Regions from separate parts of the Homo sapiens genome. Here all the other regions are linked to region 3. The links are chromatin contacts, found by Hi-C or POLR2A ChIA-PET in ENCODE. All regions are on one chromosome and are shown on one strand. The core of a region is the stretch at or near the end of the contact, and the rest is flanking DNA. Distances in the headings are between cores, read along the strand shown. Region 1 overlaps MIR3681HG (MIR3681 host gene). Region 2 overlaps MIR3681HG (MIR3681 host gene). Region 3 overlaps MIR3681HG (MIR3681 host gene).

What was found. Hi-C counts contacts between places; a loop is a spot of excess contacts on that map. ChIA-PET counts read pairs that join two places held with the same protein, here RNA polymerase II (POLR2A). Pooled maps may share reads with other maps.
Region 1: a loop to region 3 is called in a pooled map, with 3 times the contacts of the local background. The contact joins two enhancer-like sites. A Hi-C loop is called at or near these places in 1 of 168 maps with a recorded cell type or tissue (endothelial cell of umbilical vein) and 5 of 50 pooled maps. POLR2A ChIA-PET finds 5 or more read pairs at or near these places in 2 of 52 experiments (PC-9 and activated CD4-positive, alpha-beta T cell).
Region 2: a loop to region 3 is called in a pooled map, with 2.5 times the contacts of the local background. The contact joins two enhancer-like sites. A Hi-C loop is called at or near these places in 1 of 168 maps with a recorded cell type or tissue (naive thymus-derived CD4-positive, alpha-beta T cell), 3 of 37 single-sample maps with no recorded cell type and 7 of 50 pooled maps. POLR2A ChIA-PET finds 5 or more read pairs at or near these places in 1 of 52 experiments (AG04450).

Annotation. Positions count from the first base shown.
Region 1 is chr2:12,553,846-12,556,681 of GRCh38, forward strand. The region is part of intron 4 of MIR3681HG (MIR3681 host gene); the gene reads left to right. Among named protein-coding and RNA genes, the nearest start is that of TRIB2, 160 kb to the right of the region's middle. Within about 2 kb of position 1,272, at least 5 of the 41 ENCODE cell types and tissues checked have a DNase peak (open chromatin) inside an H3K27ac peak, as active enhancers do; they include PC-9, where a contact is called at or near this core.
Region 2 is chr2:12,506,189-12,509,218 of GRCh38, forward strand. The region is part of intron 4 of MIR3681HG (MIR3681 host gene); the gene reads left to right. Among named protein-coding and RNA genes, the nearest start is that of TRIB2, 210 kb to the right of the region's middle. RefSeq lists a silencer at 1,425-1,474. Within about 2 kb of position 1,328, at least 2 of the 41 ENCODE cell types and tissues checked have a DNase peak (open chromatin) inside an H3K27ac peak, as active enhancers do.
Region 3 is chr2:12,176,412-12,179,149 of GRCh38, forward strand. The region is part of intron 3 of MIR3681HG (MIR3681 host gene); the gene reads left to right. Among named protein-coding and RNA genes, the nearest start is that of MIR3681, 21 kb to the right of the region's middle. Within about 2 kb of position 1,287, at least 12 of the 41 ENCODE cell types and tissues checked have a DNase peak (open chromatin) inside an H3K27ac peak, as active enhancers do; they include PC-9, where a contact is called at or near this core.

The DNA.
Region 1 (2,836 bases), core at 22-2,521, 380 kb after region 3:
AAGATGAAGGTGAAGCAGGGTTGGCTTCTTCCTGGCTTGCAGATGGTCACCTTCTCACTGTGTCCTTATGTGACCTTTCATCCTTGTTTGCACATTCCTGGTGTCTCTTCCTCTTTTAATAAGGACACAGGTCTTATCGGATTAGCTTCCCACTCTTTTGACAGCATTTAAACTTAATTAAATTGGTAGAGGATGGGAAATTACTTAATGGTACAGCGTATGCTATTCAGGCAATGGGTACCCTAAAAGCCTTGACTTGACCACTATGTAATCTATACATGCAAAAAAATTACACTTATATCCTGTAAACTTACATGAATAAAAAATTAAATAAGCTTAATTATCTCCTTAAAGACCCTATCTTTAAATACAGTCACATTGGGTTACGACTACTTCCACATGCGGATTTTAGGGGGACAGAACTCAGTCCATAACAACAGAAGACCACTGAAATTGGAAGAGGCGTGTGATTCATTCCAGCTGCTGCACTGCGGCAGATCCCAAGCAGTGGCACTGACAAGCTGTGTCACCAGGCAGAGGCTGACACAAAAGAGCAACCCAGCGGACTAAAGGCCACATCTATAGCAGCTTAGAAGCTGCCTCAGCCTCATGCTGTGGGTCCGGCGCAGGTTAAACAGGCTTGGGCAAGGCTAAGAAGGGACACAGCGGGGGTTGCTGAAGAAGAGTCAGGAGTTTGTCCTCCTAAGACCAGGGCAGTTTAGAGACATCATTATCACATTTGCATCTCTGGTTCCTAGGAGACATCGGGGCACAGGGTAAGTGTTCAATTATTCACCAATGAACTTCAAATGGTTAAATAGTTGAGAACACAGGGAGCTCCCCATTACTGGCTGCATCTGTCCAAGGGGCTATGAAAAGTGGTCGTGCATTGAATGAGACCTTGAAAATCTTGTCCTGGTCTAACAGTCTGACTCTTTGTTTACATAACAAAGTGGATCATAAAAAATCCCCATCTCTTTCTACGTCTGAGTAGATTTTCTTAGTTTACACTGTCATCTTGTGAGCTATGTTTGTATTTTGCATATGCGTTTGCCCCATTTTGGGGTGGCATTTTAAGGGGATGATGACTTATAATGTTCCTTCATTAGAAACATTGTAAAGCAGGATAGGTTTTTATGGCTCTATGTCCTTGTGATGCACATATGTGGGCAGCACTAGTAGTATCTCATCAGAAGCTTTCTCTTCTTTCAACTGGGTCCACAGGTTGAACTCTTCCTATGAGTGGAGCCCTAGCACTGCTCATTGCCCTGCCTGGCAGTGGTGTGGGAGGAGCCATGGCCCACCGGCCCCAGATCTTTCTAAGGGGGACACTGAATTACATTGTTCATCTCAAGAGTTAAACTAGACAAAGTGGGCCCAAACCTAATAAGACAGCCCATTAGGAACATTTTCTGTGCTTACATCTTACTGACTTTTATCATAAATTAGAGATTTTGAAGAGAATGAGTCATAGAAAAAGAAAAAATAATAACCTGGTTCAGCAATCAGCATATTATATCTCCCCAGTGACTCATAACATCAGACTCAAGTCAGGACAAACAGAGTTCCTGTCAGAAAGAAGTGCAGTTAAAAATAAAAGCAAAAATAGGAAGGGGTGGGCGGGCAGGGTGGGGGGAGCAAAACCTTTTAAACTGTGCCTAGAACTCTCCCCAGCCTGGATTCCCTAATGAGGGATTTGAGGTGCAAATAGGCTGAAAAGCCTGAGTCAGACAGCAGGAGGAAGCAGCTCCCAGGGTGCAAAGACAAATGGATTTCTTAATAAAATCCTCCAGGAAAAGAAAAGCAGCAGAAACCATGAAGTATGGATTATTCGTTAAATACGAAAGGGGCCTGCAAGAGGGCTTCTCCTAATGAAATCGTGGCACAATTTCATGAAGAAACACAGGTTTCAGAGTTAAACCAACTTGCATCTTAATTGTGGTTCCACCAAAATTGGCCGTGCAAGCTTGGAAGGATCCTTGGTTTTCACATCTGTTGGATGAGGATAACAAGCCACAGCACAGAGCTGTTGTGAAGATTGACCGATGCTAAGCATGTAAAGCACTTAGCATGGTGTACACATTTACAGGAAAAAAGACTGACATTAAATAATAATTTGTCTTAAAACTATAGATGAAAATACATCTGGACAGAGTTTGCTGAAGCTTTAATTGATAGACTCAGATAAGTGTCTATCAAGCATGTCACAGAATCACAGCTTCGTAAGAGTGGATTCAGATGCCGCTGACTAAGGCCATGGTACCCTTGAACATTTTATTACAGCAGAAAAGGTTAAGCAGCTTTGGCTGGTCCAATAGTTTCCCTGTTCTACATGAGTTCCTCTTCTTCGGTTTCTCCCCAACCAGCCTAGCCAGTGCTTTTAGTGCACATTTGAAAACCCAAAAATAAGTTTGCAGCCAAGCAACTTTGGATTAAGCTTTGATTCTTCCAGTTACTACCTATGTGACATTGGCGAGATGCTTCACCTTTCTAAGCCTTAGTGGCACACCTGTGAGATGAAGTAAGTAGCTACTATCTTAAACAGATGCTATGGAATTTTGAATGAAGAACTTGAAATGTCTAGCATAGTTTGTGAGCACAAAAGTAATTGACAGACTATTTTCATTCCTCTCTCCTAACTAATGTATGCATTTTGTTAGCTATAAATAAGACAATCAATAGCAGAAACGATCTACCTGCCGTTTACAGGAGAATATTTGGAAAAATGTCAGTCCAATTTATAAGTGTTTACAGAAAAGAAGGAGCTAAGTGAACGTCCCACTCCTCAGGCCAATATCTCTCAGCCTTTGTAATCTTTGTTCTGTCATTTCCAGAG
Region 2 (3,030 bases), core at 78-2,577, 330 kb after region 3:
AAAATGCAGGGTTGTACCAGAAATGCCCTGTTTTTCACAGCTCACACACTGTCTAGTTGAGAAGCCAGGAAGACAAGTGATTAAAAATGAGGCCGACAAGTGTTGTAACAAATGTGAGCACACAGAGTAATGGGAACAAAGGGAGAATAAAAGCAGTTGTGCCTGGGGATAGCTTCAAAGTAGAAACAATTTTTCAGATAAATTTTGAAGGATAAATAATTATTCCCAATGAGAACGCATTACAGGCAGAAGCAAAATTCTGTACCCATCACAAGGACCAGATAATAAGAACAATTTTAGCTTGGATGTTGCTTAGGAGTGTGATGATAAAGAATGGTAGAAGATAAATTTGAATTGAATTTGAAAATTTCAGAGTTTGGACACAGATTGCAAAAAATTTGAAAATCATATAAAGGATTTCAGATTCTTGCCTTGCAGCCTTCAGGAGAAGTAACTGAGCAATAGTTCAAACACTGGTTTTTCCAAACTTGCTTTTTGGTCACTGTATCCATCTGATCTTTCTTCCGTCTTTACTAAAAAAGAAAAAATGAAAATGCTGTTTTGCTAAGGAAACTAAGAACACTTACTGAACCATTCAAATTTCCTTTCTCTCCTTCATTCCCTCTCCCTCTCTTCTTCTGTTAGTCATTTTCAAAGTACTCTCTTAGTGCCGGGTCCTGAGCCTAAGTATTCAGAGATATGTGTAAAATCACTACCTTCAGAAAGTTCACAATCTAATAAGAGAGGCAGATAAATAGACAACTGCAGCCCAGCACATGCTGGTAGAATGTTACTCACAGCTGCTGGGAGAACACTGCTTCCTGACCAGGGTCCAGGAGACCAGAGAACATGAGGAGATGATGCTTGTGTGATTTAACTTTAAAGGAGCCTTGCTTCATTAAATTTCTCAGTAGTAAGGTCTTATTTTGAAGAGGTCCTAATTACACTGCCCTACTAGAGAACAAGTCTGCAGGTTACACTAATACAAAACCTTTCAATGATCTGAGTTAATGGAGTGGCAAATGACATGGATTCGTGGCATTCTAGTATGGCAGCAAGGGTGTCCCTTTTTGGCAGGGGGTCTTTATGGCGTCTTTAAAATTGTTGGTAACTACACATTGCACTACTTTGAAGAAAGCCTGACCTTGACCGCCAGCCAAATAGATACAGAAGAATGGCCTTGGGGGAAGAGTCAATGCTTTCTGCAGGAGCTACACTGCTCAGAAGCCACAAAAGTGATGCTTCATCATCTGGCACCCTCCCACATAAACTGTGCCCCCGGGCCCACAGCCGCCTCTCAGAAGCAATGGCACTAAGCTTTTACTGTCTCCAGCGTGCACCAACCATGTCTTTGTGGTTAGCAGATGCATTGGTTTCGCAATTAAAGGCTAATGAGCCTGAAAGGAAACCATGAGTCTGACCTTAGAAGATTTCGTGTGCTCAACTTCACTGAATCATCAATGAATTTATGAGCCAGGTGAAGGATTTCCAGAGACAAGATGCGCAACCATTCCCCAAAATGTGACTTTGGGGGAAAAGGGAGAAGGGTTAGAGTAGTTAGAGTACCTGTTTTCAGATCTGGGAAGAGTCTCTCAAATTTTCAATCCCAATTTTAATCTTGTGAATCTTTCATTAATCCTATATTCCTTTTTTCACTTTTCAAGTTGTCCTCAGAGAACACAGATTTTATCTGGCCTGACCCTTCTAATTACAGCTGAAATAAAAATCCTTGTCATGAGAGTAACGGCACCTTCACCTTGAATTAAAAGATCATTCTGGATCATTGAAACGAGAAGTACTTTGCTTAACGGAGCATCAGTGGGGGCCAGTTGAGTTTCTGTGCTCATTGGTTCTGTTAGTGTGTTTAGGTTTACAGAACAATGTGAACTCCTTTCTTCATGGGTGCTCATTGTCTTAGCAGAGTGTGACTTCCCTAATCTCACTTCTGACAAAGGTGTTTATTTATCCACAGTTTTATTCCATCTAACTTTAGGAAATTACTCTTGCTAACTTGTTCATTATGCATTCCTTTGCTATTCTTTTAGTGGATACCTAGATATTATACCATGCATCTTGAGATATCGCTGTCTAACACAAATTATTACTTTTACTACTTTCATACTCCTGCTAGAGACTTAGGGCACTTTAATGTCCTTTGCACACTCTTGCCTTGAATAATAGTGACTGTTAGGCCTTTTCATTGGAATTCCCAGGACATTCAAGTTATTGCATTTTTTATAGCCAATATTAATTCCTCTACCTCCATAGTTACCCTTTCCTGTGTTCTTCATTCCCTCATACATTTTCATGTTTCCATCAATAACTATTTTCCTTCTGTAAGGTGATACACTTTTCCAGCTTTTGTTTACCAAAAACATCTTTATTTTATCTATATGCTTCAGGAATATTTTAATTGACCATTAAATTCTAGATGATGATTAATTTTCTTTGTATTTTTGTAGCTTAAAGGTGATGAGCTTCCTGAATATTCGGACTGTCTTTTATCAATTTTGGAAAATCCTTAGCCATCATCTGTTTGAATATTGCTCTAATCTGTTTCCTCTCATCCTTCTAAGACTCCAGTTACACATACGTAAACATGTCTGAGCGTGTCCTGCATATCTTTCCCTTTTTAAAAAAAATCTGTTCCTTCTTCTTTCTTTGTTTAAGTTCTGGAGTACATGTGTAGGGTGCGCAGGTTTACAGAGGTAAATTGTGCCATGGTGGTTTGCTGCACCTATCAACCAAACACCTAGGTGTTAAGCCCCGCATGCATTAGCTATTTTTCCTGACGCTCTCCCATCCCCCACCCACCCTTCCCCAACAGGCTCCAGTGTGTCTTGTTCCTCCCCTTGTGTCTATGTGTTCTCATTGTTCAGCTCCCACTTATAACTGAGAACGTGCGGCGTTTGGTTTTCTGTTTCCGTGTTGGTTTCCTGAGGATAATGGCTTCCAGCTCCAACAATGTCCCTGCAAAGGACATGATCTCCTTTCCTTTTACAGCTGCGTAGTATTCCATGCTGTATATGT
Region 3 (2,738 bases), core at 37-2,536:
GAGTTGGGGCAAGTTGGGGCAAAAATCTGGGTGGCCAGCAGCATACAAGAGATGTAGAGACAGTGGAGTCTGGAAGAAAAGTCTGGAAGGAATGATCTGATACACAGGAGGAAAACAAGATATGAATAGTCCCACCAAAACCAAGGGAGATGCTGTTTATAGGAAGAAGGTCTCTAACATTAGCTGCTGCAGAGACATGCCAGATGGTGAGGGCTGGACAGGTCTGGGCAGTGGCTCTATTGGAGAAAGTGAGCTGCAAACCAGGTTTCATCCTTAAAAGGAGTGTTTTGTCTTTTGTGATTGACATGATTCTCTGACTGATGTATCTAATTCATGATTTTTTTTTTCACAAATGCACATAGAGCTTTCAGTGTTACCCAGGTGAGCAATGCAGCAGGCAGGCTGCAGGCTCACATGTTGACACTCAGGTTCCACATGAGTACATGAATGTGACACAGCATTTCAGAACAACAAGAAAAAACGTGAACAAAATGAAAGAAAGAACTCCAACTGTCAATTTGATACTCAGAATTTAAAAATTCCCCAAATCTTATTAGAAATCAATAAAACTATGCCTAATTAGATGTAATGCGTCTTTCTTTTGAGAATGTAGGTTCATGGTCTCGTGGAACCAGTTCCTCCTGGTTTAAACAGAGTTATTGAAATGCAGGAAGGATGCTGGATGTCTGTGCTTCTTTTTTCTGAAAGGAACCTCTCAGTCCCTGGGTGACCCTGTGCTAATGAGTCTCCACTGGTGAGTCATCTCCCGGCCTGGACTCAGAGATGCTATCAGTTTCATTGAAGTCCCCACAGTCACCTCGGCTTCTCCAGCCTGCAACAGCTACAGGAAGGCCATTAGCTCAGCCGTGTGCCCTCCCTCCCCACACCACCCCAACTTGTCCCTCCTCTAATGTAATATTTGCAGACATGCCTGGCATTCGTTCCTAAAATGTATTATTCTACACACAAACACCCTTTGATCAGCTTGACAGGAAAACCAGAAGCATCACGTACATATTTGGTTTAGCAAAGCTGTAACGGGAACAGATGTCTCTGCAAAGACTATTTCAGAATGACCCTGAATGTGTCCTCTTTTTTTTTTTTCTGTAGAGAAATTATGGCCACATTTTTAATGATTCTTTCCAACTTGGAACTCTGCTGAGAGGTATCTCATTCATTCTCAGCCAGATTCCTGGCTCCCGGGCTGCAGTCCCGTGCAGGCTATAGGTTACTTGTTTGGAAGCATTTTCAGTGAATGAGGCCAGTCTGTGTTGTCCAGCTGGCAGGAGAGCAGCTGTGGACACATGGGGGAAATTGCACGTTTCTCCCTGTCACTAAGATGAGCCTGAGTGTCTCTCTTTCCTCAGGCAGCCAAGCAAACTTTCTGCTAGACCACACAGGCCCCAGTCACACTTACCCTGGGGCCCAAAGCAAAATTTTTCAGCTGCTGACAGGAAGAGTGTTTTTCTCTCTGGTTCTGTGAAGTCTGGAACCATGTGGCAGATGAAGTGGTTGCCTCAACTGGGTCACTGTTTGCTGGTCATGGGCTTCCACTGTGGAGCCAGCCCAGGGGAGGCCCAAATGGGAGGCAGCAGGGTGGGCTGCCCATGAGAAAAATGAACTGTTGAAAGAGCTGGACCTATTTGATTTGAACATCTGCACCATATCTTCCAGGATATTCTGTCCTGTCTACATTGTTGCCATTGACATGTCTTAGGTTGAATGACGTGATGGTGATAACAGATCATGAGATTTTCCTGTGTTATTTTTATGTTATGAGTGGTTTATTGAAGTGCAGTTAATATCCTCACTTGCTCTACCCTCCTTCTCTTGAAAGAGGTGATGATCCTATCTCTGCCCTCAAACTTTCTAGGTGAGGACTCGAGGGGTTGTGTGAAATTCTGGAGACTGTGCATTTGGTGGAAAGAGTATGGAATTTGAAACTGTGTAGTTGTGGTTTCCAAGGGTGGCTTTATCTCTTACTAGTTGTACAGACTTAGGCAAGTCACTGAAATTTACTGAGCACCAGTTTCCTCATCTGGGAAATGGAGATAACTGTCTACCTGAGAGATGAAGTATTCAACAGCTTGGCATCATGCCTGGGGCTTGGTAGATAATTCCTTCCCATCAGGCCCACCCCAGAGTTATGGGGTAGAGTCAAAGAGATGGACCCGAACTCCCTCCCTGTGTGGAGGAGCTGCTGTCCTCCAGGGGCGGTCAGTCAACAGGGACTGGCTTTCAATCCAATTCAGTCTAGCAGTGGAAGCTGGACTTGTAAGATAACAGCAATTAACATGAAGGCACCTACTATGTGCTGTGTTCAGACCTGACACACATTAACTCATTCAACGTTCACAGTAATCCTGCGAAGCAGGTCCTCTTATTATCCTTGTTTTACATGTAGAGGAACAGAATCTCAGAGCCGTAACAACTGGCTCAAGTCCACATGATCAGTAAGCAGAAGGGCTCAGCATCCAACTCAGACAGGCTGCCTCCAGAGACCAAGCTCATAACTACAATACTAACTGTCTCTGCTAAAATAATCTCTAAAACAATCTCAGACTTCAATTATCATTGCAGAATGCATTACATTCCAGGGTGATCACCTGCTACACATAACAGATCTTGACCCTTCACCCAACTGTTCAGGACATGTAGTAGGTCCTGCCCTCTGACCTCTCTTTCCAGCATGTACCCAGGGAATATATGCCTTGTTGCTGAAGCTGCAGGATGAAGGC